Linked DNA regions of Mus musculus: region 2 is linked to region 1. Evidence: chromatin contacts called from ENCODE Hi-C or POLR2A ChIA-PET data. All regions are on one chromosome and are shown on one strand. Each heading gives the region's core, a stretch centred on a gene start or an enhancer-like site at or near the end of the contact. The rest is flanking DNA. Distances are from core to core; before and after follow the strand shown. Region 1 holds the start of B3galnt2 (UDP-GalNAc:betaGlcNAc beta 1,3-galactosaminyltransferase, polypeptide 2). Region 2 overlaps B3galnt2 (UDP-GalNAc:betaGlcNAc beta 1,3-galactosaminyltransferase, polypeptide 2).

Region 1 (6,637 bases), core at 1,307-3,806:
AAAAATCGTCACAGTTTATATCCCCTGGCTATGATTTCCTTTCCTGTCTGTACCTATGGTGTGCTGTATTTCACAAGAGACCTTCCTCCTAACTAGCTGTGCTCCATGGCTGGTTTCAGCTGTTTAAAGTCACTACTTTAGAAAAGTTGCTAATCTTAGTACTGACATGACTTACTTCCCTCAGGTCCTTTTGTTCAGCTGTCACCTTTCCACATGGGCCTTCCTTGATCAACTCTTAGAGCTCTACCTCGTTTTTCCTCATCATACTCACCATCTCCATGATATATTCATAGTCTTATGCGTCTTCCCTTTCAAATGGTTAAGCCCTGGCAGGCCGGCACCTTACATTAATTATTTGCTAATTCTGACCTGCTTGAGAAGATGGCCCAGCAGCCCTCTACTGTTCGCTGAACCAACCATTAGCCAGAGGGCTTTTCTAATATTCAGGCAAGATAAATTTCCTTTTCAAAAAGTTATTGTACTAATGAAATGATTTATCAGGTCAAAGGGCTTGCTAAGTCTGATAATCAAACTCTGAACATCACAAAATCAGAACCCATGTGGTGGAAGGAGAGAACTGACTCACAAGTTGTCCTGCAACGTTTGCAAAAGCTCCATGCTGTACCAATTGTGCACTCAAGTGCACACGCATGCACATAAACACAGACACACAAATGTAAACAAGTACTATTGTGGCTTAAATGGGAATCCAGACAGAGTAGCAGAAAAGAAGCCAAAATAAATCTTAAAGTGTTATTTCAAGAGAAAGATATTTAGTAAAATCTCAGATTTTAGGCTTAATGTATGTGGTCAGAAAGTAAAAATGCCCAAATGTTTTAAATATTTCAACAGCAAAATAGGAAAAAGACCTGTGGGAACTTTTTGCAATCAAAATACTTCTGCTTTTGTTTTTGAAGTACCAGGGGAGGAGAGTGGGATAGGAATCTGTCTAATTAAAACATCCTACTGATTATCTGACAAAGCTTTGATATCAACACAAAAGTAATTTTTACAACTAGTATGACCCCATATAACCCTAAGTCTTCCTACAGTTTGCTTGCTTAATCCAGTCTATCCTAAATGGATAAGCACTAAGACATCAGGAAAAAAATCTGTTCCAAATCCAAAAGTTGTTTGCAGTCTTACTTAAACACAAGCTCAAAGGCAAGGTTTATTGTGTTGAACGCTAAAAGACTGTTAATGTTAAGGTCACATATATTCTACAGTGGGCTCTGCGTGTAGATTCCAGCAACTCACTCATCTTTGAGTGAGAGAGAGCACAACCCCAACAGATGTTAGGTGGCCAAGCATTTTGTATGTACGGCCCTTTTTTAACTAGTTTGTAAAAGTCTCACAAGCTAAATACGCATATAATGTACTTTCATTATACCACTTGGAAGTCATTCTTTTCAGTCACACAAATAGCCTTTCCAAAAAAATGGTGGTTGTCTAATAGGAAAAGAGATCACTACTAAAATAACCCCAGTGTAATCTGGTAACAGTCGGAGTTTTGAGGATTGCTAAATAAGGTATAAGACTTGGTTCTGTGATGGCTGTGAAGAACTGTTTTAAAACTTTCTGAAAAGAAAACAGCTGTTTGGATATGAAATGGTAAGATAAATCCTAACGTAGTTAAAAATTAAAGCATTACCCTATCTTTAAAATGGCTATAGAGTTCTCGACATATATAAGCATTCCGGGAAAAACTTGAAAATGACACACAGGAGACAAGAAAGTAGTGTTGAGGGTGGCAGGACAACACTGGATACGCACTGTGGGCAAACGCACCTTCAGATTGTAAGGCGAATGAGAACAAAGATTTCATTCCCACGATGGATGAAGTTTGGGAACAAATGTACGCGAAGTTAAAGAAGAATCCGGTATTCTTAGGCTCCTTAATTAGCAAGCTATCCAAGCAGAATACAGGGGCGACTCCACTCACAGCTGAACCCTAGTTCACGTCTAGGTCTTTTCCTGACTCACCTCATGATCAGAGACCACAAAGTACAGTCCGTCCCTCCTCGCTGCAAAGTGAGTCCTGACACGCAAAGCCAACACCGTCAGCACCGGCAAGCTCGCTCCCCCACCCCACCTCGGAGAGAAGCGCCCCAAGTTGTGACCAGGGCCCTCCCTCGACCACGACGCGGGCCGCTGAGCACACGCTGATAAGAAACGAACAGTTGGGTTCGCCCGACACTAAAGAAAGACTCGCTTGTTCCGTCCGTTCTGGGACGTCCGAGCCCTCCCTGTGCCCCTTCAGCCATCCCCCGCGGCCTCCCACGAGCGCAGCGACTCAGCCCCTCACCTCACCTGCCGCGCTGGGCCCGGTGTTGTGGGGGTCCGGCGGGGAACGGAGCCAGAGGTGCCAGAGGTGCAGCGCGGCCCCGAGCACGCAAGGGCACAGCAGCACCAGCCAGTTTCGCATTGGCCGCTCCCACCTCGCGCCCCCGCCGCGCTCTCCCGCGTCCCGGCCAATAGCGAGGGGACCTAAGAACACCGAGTGCCACCAGGAGTGTTCGCGCCCACGCCTGGCGTTGTCTCCGCCGCTCTCTCCTTAGATCCGCACCACGAGCGGCGGCCGCTTCCCGGCCAAGGCCACGCCCCCGCGTGCGTGGCCTTCCCACCCGTTCAGCCCTCCTCGCTCTCGCCCAGCCCTTCAGTCCGCGTCCCTGCACGCTCCTGTCTGCCGGAAGGGCGGGAGCGGTAGTCCCTCGCTGAGCCCAGGAGGGAGGCGTGCCTGAGATTGTAAGCCCGAGAAACTACGTTTCCCAGAGAGCTATGCGTGCTGCTACGCAACGCTGGAGGCGAAGTGCACACACGAAGCATGCGCGTCTCTCATCCGGCCGCGGTGCCTTAGCGGCACACTGAGCATGCGCATCCACCTTCTTGCTAGGGTTCCCCTGTAGTAAAGGCGGGTACCGCACACGGGGAACCTGCACGTTAACTGCTCAAGTTGCTGTACGACCCCCTCCGCTGTGGACATTGCTGCAGGGCGCATGACCTCGAGGAGCAGTTGCCCAGTCGGGGCAGGTTTGTATGGCACCTCAGCGCTCAACGAAATAATAGTGTGCTCCCCTGACCTATCCCATAAGAAGCGCAGCGGGGAGCCTGAGCGCCGAGTAGCAGGGAGTTTCCTGCTTCCCTCTAGTAAGCAACGGCGGGTGAGGAGGACGAGAAACACCGGGGCTTGCTATGGAAAGCGAGGACAGAGGAGAAGCCCGGATCTGGAGGCTGCCTGGGTGCGCACGCGCTCCTCACTAGGGTAACTGTCGGGAAGCACAGAAATGAGAGCTTCAGCTGCCAGATGACTTTGAAAAGTTCCCACCAAGTTGAGGTGACCAAATGTGTGAGGGCTGGGTTTGCAAAAGATCCATCTCCAACCAGCGTTAGGAAACGAGCGGACTTCACTGGAGCCACCTCTCAGGCTCAGCACCATATTGCCACTGAGTAGCGGTTTTGTATTAAAAAAGCAATTGTAGTAACACACACACACACAGACGCCCCCAGTGTCTCACGTAGTTAACAGGAAACTATTCTGCAGAGGATGGCCTTGAACTCTTGATCTTTCTGTCTTCATCTCCACAAGTGGTGCTTTGGGATGGAACCCAGGGCTTAATCCTTACTAGGCAAGCCCTCTACCAACTGAGCTATATCCTCAACCTGACACTGTTAAGATTGACTTTTTTAAAAAGATTTTATTTGATTTTTTTTTTCATTTGTGTGTGTACGCATGTGCAGGCTGGGGGGGGGGGCGTCTATCCCATCCCCTGGAGCTGGAGTTTCCCCGTGTTTGTGAGCCACCCTGTAGGTACTGGGAACTGAAATTGGGTGCTCAGGAAGAGCAGCCAGATCTCTTAACCATTGGGCCATCTCTTCAGCCCCTTAAGATAGCTTTTTCTTTGGCTATTTTTGCAATGTTTTTAATTTCAATTTTTTAATTTAGTTTAATCAGGTAAAAGCTGTGTTCTACTGTACTGTTTTATTATGTACTTAATAAAATAACTCACGTGGTCAAATTTGTTCCCATGAGAAGAAACTTGTTTGAGCGGTGATGAAGCTGAATGGTAGGGCCTTACCTACCAATGGGCAGTCTTGGGTTGATGCCCAACCTGTACAAAAAGGGGAGGGGACTCGTGTATTTGTTATTCATTACAAATCCAGAATAATTGAAACAATAATAATCATTTCATATCTCAGACTTTAGTACAGATCAGGAATTTGGGAGCTAAGTTCTAGTTCGTTTTCAAAGTTGCAGGAATATCATCAGCCAGGGCTGCAGTCATCTGAAGGCTTCATGGTGGTTGAAGAGTCTGCTTTGAACATTGCTTACTCAGATGGCAGACGTTTTAATGATGGAGACACATTGTCACTTCTGGGTTAGTCAATTGGTCACACAGAAAAGCCCTATAGAGTGGATACCTGTGTGCACAGTGTTCAGGTATTCACCAGGTGACTACCAGGAGTCGAAGATCACTGGGAACCATCCTAGATGCTGGCTAGCACAGTATGCCCTGAAAATTTGAGCACTAGTGTCTCAATACTCTGGGGTAACTTTAGGACCCCTAGTAACAAGAGTCCTGAAGACAGGAAAGAACACTTTTTTCCTTTTGAAGAGTAACAGAATTAAAGGATGAAATATATAGCTGCTTGGCAGATATCACCAACTTCTGTATATTCCTTTCCCTCTAAGGAAGAATAATTTCTATAACTTTCTTTTAAGGTTTATTTATTTATTTATTTATTTATTTGGTTTTTTTGAGACAGGGTTTCTCTGTGTAGCCCTGGCTATCCTGGAACTCACTTTGTAGAACAGGCTGGCCTCGAACTCCCAAGTGCTGGGATTAAAGGTGTGCACCACCATGCCCGGCTATGCACACAAGAGTTTTTATTCAGGCTTGAACCTGGGCCACAAACTATCCTGGTGCAATAGGATAGGAGAGCGACCCCAAAGTCTAGGGCATGGGGTTTATAGAGGAAAAAAACGCAAGTAGGGATTGGCAAGCCTTGGAGTTAAATGATTAAGTAAGAGGATAAAGGAATGTTGGCCTTTAAGCTGATTGGTTTACAGCATCTGATCAAACCGCAAGGAGGGAGCACACACCTAAAAGAAGCTTCATGACTTGGGAATGATTCATGTTTACTTAGCCCACCCTGGTATTATCGCTTGACTACAGCTGTTATGCCTATTTTGCAACTGTCAAGATCTCATGTTTTGTTTTGTTTTTTTCCAGAACTCAAGGGTGGGGGACAAGTCACTCTGAGGACAAAAACCTAAGATGGAGTCTAAAAAACCAAAATGGAGTTTGTTTTGCTACCTCAGTCCCTTCAGACTCAGGTCCTCTGTGACTCAGGTTTCTACCTTTCTTGGTAGAACTTTCTCTGTTTAAAAACTACGATGGGCCTAGGGAAATGGCTCTATAGTTAAAAGCACTTGTTGCTCTTGCAGGAGACCCAGGCTTGGTTTCCAGTGAAAGACTCCCTGAGGAGCCCCTCGCTCAGGACTCAGGATAATAGCAGACCCCCAAGAACTCACGAGAGACCAAGCTTGATGCAAACCACACGAGGCTTTATTCGGGGAAAGCCAGAACTCTGGGGACGACTCGTATCCCACTCAGGGGTAGAGTTGTCCACCCTGAGGGAAAAGGGGTCCCAGTTTTTATAGGTCCTTAAGGGGGAAAGGAGAAGGTGAGATTTCCAGATCTAAACAATGTCTATTCTAAAATGATTGATTCCTCAAGAAATGGGTATGGGAGGGAAACAAGGAAGGAGTCTAATGAAGGTGCAGCAACTCCTGATTGGCCCGGACTGTGGTTGCTGGGGAGATTTTTCGACTCTTTCCCAGCAACCAATATAGCAACCAATATCACAAACACCTGGCAGTGAGGTGCAGCAATGGGCACACACCTGGTCAGAACATTGGCAGACACACAGGTTCTAGGAGCGGCCAGAGCATTGTGCACCTCTATTTTTCTAAATCAGTGACGCTAGTTCTACTAACAATGAAATCTATTTTGCCAGTTTCAGGGCTTCTGTGACCTTTTACATTCTGTCAGGATCTTTCACCAGCACCCACATGGCAGCTCACAGTGACTTCCTTCAACAACCATTTTAGGATATCTGATGTCTTCCTCCTTCTGATCCCTGAGGGCACCATGTAGGCTTGTGGTACATATCCATACATTACAGGCAAAACAGTCCACTAGGGGACGCTGGCCCTCCCTCTTGTCCTAGTTGCTTGAGACCCGTAGGTGGAGAAACACTGATTTAAATGATTACTTGTGGATTTCTAGCGGACAGTTGAATTCCCCTGAGTAAATGGCTGTACACGGACTAGAAGAAGGTAGTTACCTTTTACCCAGCAGATGCAGCTCTTCACATCTCAGTCCAAGGCTTCCTCATTCTGCTCTAGTTTCACTGTGCCGCCGAGTCAGGGTTCTCTCCTGGAAGTGAAAGAAAGACGAAGGTCTTCAGTTCCCCACAGAAGGGAGCTTCCAGCAAAGACGTTCCGCAAGAAGTGGTGAATAACATACTGGAAGGTGAGCGTGGAGATCCAGACTCCAGCAAGACAGGATGTAAACTGCAGTAAGGACTTGGCTTTTGTTCTGAAATGAATGGGAACACTACTAAATGGGCTTTG
Region 2 (6,248 bases), core at 2,957-5,456, 39 kb before region 1:
ATCAGAGATCCACAAACTGGTATTTCCAGCAACCCAGACTTTGGTATATGTGGCCCCTGTGCCACACAGCATCTTTGTAGTTTCTTTCTGGCCTAATTAAGTTTTGTAGAGCTTTTTTGTAACCCTGCTGGAGATTCAAATGGAGTTATTTTCTGAATTTGGCCATTTAACCAAAAATGGTAATGAGTTGCTAATTAGTATAAGTGATCAAAAGTTAGCAATATTTTTTGTAAAATAATTTGGTATAAATAATCTTTAAATTTATAAATAAAAACTTATGATACCGTATGAGTTGATTGATTACGATCTGTGCAAACACTAGTAATACCCTACTGCTTACAGCTCACGGTATACCAGCCACGGCTTTCCTTGCACTTACAGACCCTGGGGTTTGGGGATCATCGTACTTTTGCTTCACACTGACAAGGATCCCCACACAGCTCCTTCAGTTCCCAGAGTTTGCTCAGCTCTTCTGGTGAGTACTGAGGAGAAGACAGCATTCCTGTCTCACAGGTTTTCTCACACAGCCACAGGCTGTCCTGTTGAGAAACAAATACGAAATACAAGACAGAATCAGGAAGGAAGGAAGGAAGGAAGGAAGGAAGGAAGGAAGGAAGGAAGGAAGGAAGGAAGGAGAGATAGATAGATAGATAGATAGATAGATAGATAGATAGATAGATAGATAGATAGGAAGGACACCTAAATGTACTCTACCCAAATCTGAATAAGTATCAAATGCTGTGAGAGTGAAGCTGAGTTCCTCCCATCACTATGCTGTAAGAGCAGGCATGTCCAAGATGCCTGACGCAAGTCCCAAGTATTATACTGCTCAACGGAATAACAGAACATGTATATGAAGAAACACATTGAATCTCAGAACACAGATCCTGAGTAAAAATCTAAAAATCTTTTAAAACCATGCTTCTGATGAACACAGGCTGCTGATCCCTGTCTCTCAAAAGCACGCCTAGAATGAGGGACTCACCAGTGGCAGCAGAGTGGGCACTATGCCTTGTGTACATGGAAGAGAACAAAGCCCTCTGTCCAAGAGGCTCTTCAGCTCCAGAAGGCAATGTAAATTATTTAGAAATGACAGTGCCCCATAGGGCAAAACAAAATAAATATCCTATGTATGACGATTTAAGTGGGGTCACAGTAAGGATCTTCACATAACAACAAGCTCCACACACAGCCTATAGAAACTATAGGTCACAAGACTCTGATTTGCTGAGAAGGCGGAGTATGATGTAGCAGCAGGACTCGAGCTTATTCTGGTCCTGCTGAGTGAGTGTGGACGTGTGGCTCTGAATGGCAGACACTGCGTGCGTGTCCTGTTTTCTGTACCTTCTACAGCCAGAGAAGAAGGTTAAGAATCAAGAAATGAATACAACAAATGAGGCAAAAATCTTGTTCCTTCCAGCCCGTTTTCCTACCTTCCATTTTAGTCTTTGCACACACATCCTGCCTCCACACCACTAGGTCCTTAGAAATAAAATTCTAGGTAAAGTCTGCTGTCAGAAAAGTTGAGAGGTCACAATTTAAAAATCATAGCTGGGACACCAGAAGCCTTTTATCCCCGGTGCCAAGGGTTGGATGTTCACTTGCACACCTACAAGAGCCCAGAGGTCAGCATCCCAGACCTGCTTACCTGGTGTCTTTTAGGTCCTATGGCTGCCATCCAAATGCCCATGCTGACATCTTCACCCTACTCAGGAGCAAATGCCAACTTCTTAATGTTTTTGTAACAAAAAGTGATATGTAGAGTTAGCCAACCCAGATGTGTAACGATGAGCCAGAGATGGGAGACAGGAAGCACACAGCAATCAAGCCCTTTCCTCACATACCTTACATCAACACACTGGGCATACATACTTGGTCCCTGACTCTATAACCAAGCCAGGAGAAAGAAAGCACTTCTTTATGAACAGAAATGTTTACATTCCTCCACAGAATACATTTCCAAACAAAGATTAAAAACAGTGAAAGCAGGCTCAAAGAAAATATTAGAATAGTTATCATGGCTAGAGTCTGAGAAGTGTCAGGTAAATGTCCCTGATCTTTAGGGAGTAACTCCTACAGAGAAAGGACAGCCATGGTAAGCTGGCTCTGCTTCAGGGACATCTCAGGACACTGGACTGTATGAGTGACCTTGTTACCTGATAGGTCTTTAACCTTCTGGAGTTGCCTGCCAGCCAGTCAACGATATCCTTGGAGATCACATACCCTGACCCACATGCAAAGGCAGGGTAAGCCGGGCTCGGGTATTCCAGCTCCTGCCATTTTCCGGTTCTGTCCACTGCCCAATTCAACCTGAAACTGAGACGTTACAATGGTGGCTTCTCTGTAATGGCTGGCCATATCCTTCTACTAGCTGCCTTCCATCACTACCAAGGAGATGAAGCAGGAAAAAGATTCTTGCTGCCTAAGGAAAGGAATTATTTACCCAATGGTAGTTTATACAGATTAGATAAGCTCTCAGTTTCTGAATGGAAACTAAGAGAAGCCCACCCTGTGTTTCAGGACATACTTAACTGAAACCAAACCCACCAAATCATCAACCCGGCACTGGTCCTGAGCAGCAGAGGCAATGGCTGAGGAAATGTGTCAGACATGATTCTAACCGAAACCAAACCAAACTAAGCAAAGAGGATACAACAGTTGCAGGAGACCGTGTGCTTCTAAAACAAAAGCCACATCTTTGACTCCTGGTTAATAAACCTGAGATTTTTCAATAAAATAAACAAAATTCCCTCAGATTACAGTGATAACATATTAACCCAGAAGAGTATAATCAATAATTTTCTTAACTTTATCTATGTAAAAGTAACTTCCATATTTCATTCTAAATTAATCACACTTAATCAGGTATTGGCGGTCCATGTTTCACTTACTTTCCCCACCAAAAATTAGGCCCATCTAGATTCTTCTGAGCAATTCTATTAAACACAGCTTCTAAGTCTATATAACAGTCGTCATCTGTCTTGAGCAGCAAATCGAAGCTGGTGGATTCCACAGTCCTGTTGACAGAAAAAGAAATATGCAAGTCCGTGCAGCTATGGAAGGGCACAACACTACACCTGTACAGCTGTGCACCTTCAGTGTCTTACCCTACACACAGAACACCATTACTGTGGCCATCGACTGCACTTGGTCCTCACTTCATCAACTGGAATCACAGAAGAATGAACAGAAAAGTCTGACTGAAGTAGAATATGCATTTTTTTTTGTTTGTTTGTTTGTTTGTTTGTTTCGTAACAGGGTTTCTCTGGCTGTCCTGGAACTCACTTTGTAGACCAGGCTGGCCTCGAACTCAGAAATCTGCCTGCCTCTGCCTCCCAAGTGCTGGGATTAAAGGCGTGCGCCACCACGGCCACCTTAGAATATGCATGCTAACAAGGGCTTCCCAGTCATTCTCCACATCAGCTACCAGGCCTACCTGTCACCTGTACCCTGCCCCACGTGTGCCTGGTTACAAAGCTCATCATGGGACAGGTATCAGACCTGAAACTCTCACTTAGAACACTGAATGTGATGTGTTATGAAACGGGCCAGGTGTGGTGGGAAGCAGATCCGAGAGCTCTGAATTCTAGGTTAGTCAAAATACTAAGTGAGACAGACGGTCGCAAAGCTTCTTTGTAAAAAAAAAAAAAACTGAATATATTATGGGTTAAAACATGATTTATAAGGTGCAAACATATTTGTCTTTGGAACCAATTTCCAGCATTTCAATTATTATAAACAACCAACCCTCTGTAAGAACTTCATTTCTCTAGTTTTCTTGATGACATCAAACAAGGCAAAACTAGGTTCCCTGACTGTCAGTCCCTGCACAACACATCTGTTTGTAAGTACATATTTGTAAGGGGATCAGCCAACTATATAGACCAAGCTGGCCTCAAACTTATAAAATCCACCTGCCTCTGCCTCTGTAGAAATGAGAATAAAAGTGCACACCACCAAACTTAGTCGTTTATTTTTAACAGTATAACAGAAACGTAGTATTTGCCAATCAGAAATACGCTTTTGTTTTCAAAGATGCTTAGATCACTGGTGGGTGACTCTGCTGAGTAAATAAGGTCAAATAATTAAACACTGATTTAAAACGTGGCTGGTGCCACTAGTGCCCTCCTACACTAGTCCTCTTTTGTGTCCCCAGGGTTTCCTACACAAAGCATGCTGAAAAACAGATGGTAAGTGGTAATGTGGGCTATGAGGAGGCAGATCTAAAAACAGCTCTGCTGAGGTTTGACAACAGTAAAGAGAAGGGAGGCAAAAAACAATGGGAGAGGTAGGTAAGGAGCAGGAGGAGGAAAACTGAAGGTTCCCTGGGAAAGATCTCTGTTAGAAATGCTAGTGCCCCCCCTCACCCCAATCTTAAGTCCTGACTTCCCATTCCTCAAACTCCTCACAGTGGCATCTACACTGGGAATTCTGAGTGCTGGGATTTTAGATGCACCACAACCACCTGCTCGGGATAGGCTCCTATTGCTGTCTAAATACAGTCCTGGTATTTCAGACTCAACTGCCTTCTACCAAAATAATAACTAGTCCCAGTTAGATAATGTTACCTTCAGCAAACTAACCGGACCATCTACAGAGTATGACTCCAAGAAAACATATCCCTTGTACACGTGCCCTTGTGAACTTCCCACCCAAGAAGGGAAGTGAAGAAAGAGATATGATAGTCTTTCCAATAAATAAGGTTTCCAAAGATAAGGAAAAAAATGTGAAATCCTAGTCACACATACTCCAGGGAGTTAGTACTTCAGCCATGTGAGAGAGAAAGCTGTTCCTCGGAAAGTCAGCACAGCCACAAGCAACTACCAACTATGATTGGTAAAATAACATTATTGTCACAGACATAGAATACAGCCAAGCTAGGAGAACTACTGGAGGCTCCAGGAAGTTAGGAGAGTTCATCTCACTGAGCAACTACTAGAGTTTGTAAAACAGACAAGGAGGGTTGTCTTTCAGAGCCTTGCCCTGTGAAAGCTAGCCTTCATGTTCTAGGAGCCTTCTGCCTCAGCTCCTGTGCAGCTGGACAAAACTCATGTGCCCACTCGCTGCATCTATCCAAATGCAAGGGATCCGGAAGCCCATGGAGTAGAGACTGGAAATGGAAGGTGGATATTTAATTGAGAAGAATTCAGACTAGTAACTTAGTGTGAACATAATTAGGGAATTGGGGTAGATAAGTAGGAATAAAACTAAAAAGGGACCATTTCCAGACTGGAAATGGAAGGTGGATATTTAATTGAGAAGAATTCAGACTAGTAACTTAGTGTGAACATAATTAGGGAATTGGGGTAGATAGGTAGGAATAAAACTAAAAAGGGACCATTTCCAGACTCAGTGAATTCATCCAGTGCTAGGCTGAGACACCTGAAGTATGTAGGAATGAATCCAAGGGAATTAATTTTGATTTGTTCGTTTTGATCCCTTAATACCATTCACACTGTGGATCTGTTTATCTAAATAAGAAAGACACAGCATGTTCAAAGATGTCTTCCAAAGGAGCCAGGTGCTGGAGAGTTGGCTCAGCAGTTAGAACTATCCTGGTACTCAAGTAGGGCAGCTTACAACTGTATGTAACCCTAGTTCCAGAGGATCTAATGCCTTCTTTTGGCGGCCCAAGGCACTCATGCTTACATAACAGACATTTACATTTGAATAATTAAAACATAGAAATAAAAACATAAAGTTTTTATTTTATGAAGTAGAATCTATATCTTATAAAATATTTTTTAAAACCTTAAAATTAATTTTTTTAAAGATCCAGGATGTAACAGACTGCATTTCAGGTGATAAGTCTTTTAAATTTTGAAATCTCAGTGGCTTGATGATGTTTCATAAACCTACCCCACATATGTACAACCTACCATCTATAGAAGTTCAGTAATTTTGCAGGAACATTCCGGTAAGTATCCACAACATCCACGAAGACAATGTCGTCATGGACACTGCTTTCCTCCTGCAGTAAGGCATCTTCCACCTGCAGATCCTGTATGTGATCTGCAAGTCTCTGGGGCCGAGAATAAAGGCTTCTTAATAGTGCATCACCTTCTGAAAAGGAAAAACTGACTATTGAAGAGAAATACTACTGCACACTCAGAACCCAGAACTTGAAAATGTTACCAGAATTCCTTCCCCAAGAAAGCCACTGGAGCACACATCCGTTAGGATCTACAGGTAGAGCTACAGCTCAGGGAAGCCTACTTGGGATGTGATATCACATGTGATCTTACATG

The links. Hi-C counts contacts between places; a loop is a spot of excess contacts on that map. ChIA-PET counts read pairs that join two places held with the same protein, here RNA polymerase II (POLR2A).
Region 2: a map of left cerebral cortex shows a loop between it and region 1 (6-fold over the local background). The contact joins the enhancer-like site here to the promoter of B3galnt2 in region 1. A Hi-C loop is called at or near these places in 5 of 37 maps with a recorded cell type or tissue (gastrocnemius, heart and left cerebral cortex). POLR2A ChIA-PET finds 5 or more read pairs at or near these places in 3 of 5 experiments (Patski and embryonic stem cell).

What each region holds. Positions count from the first base shown.
Region 1 is chr13:13,950,593-13,957,229 of GRCm38, reverse strand. B3galnt2 (UDP-GalNAc:betaGlcNAc beta 1,3-galactosaminyltransferase, polypeptide 2) reads right to left here and starts at 2,556. Exons shown (of 12, transcript NM_178640.3): 1 at 2,311-2,556. The coding sequence starts at 2,425.
Region 2 is chr13:13,991,184-13,997,431 of GRCm38, reverse strand. B3galnt2 (UDP-GalNAc:betaGlcNAc beta 1,3-galactosaminyltransferase, polypeptide 2) reads right to left here. Exons shown (of 12, transcript NM_178640.3): 8 at 5,880-6,063; 9 at 2,892-3,017; 10 at 2,157-2,316; 11 at 1,649-1,705; 12 at 1-539. The coding sequence ends at 399. Among named protein-coding and RNA genes, the nearest start is that of B3galnt2, 40 kb to the right of the region's middle. Within about 2 kb of position 4,206, at least 1 of the 3 ENCODE cell types and tissues checked has a DNase peak (open chromatin) inside an H3K27ac peak, as active enhancers do; it is left cerebral cortex, where a contact is called at or near this core.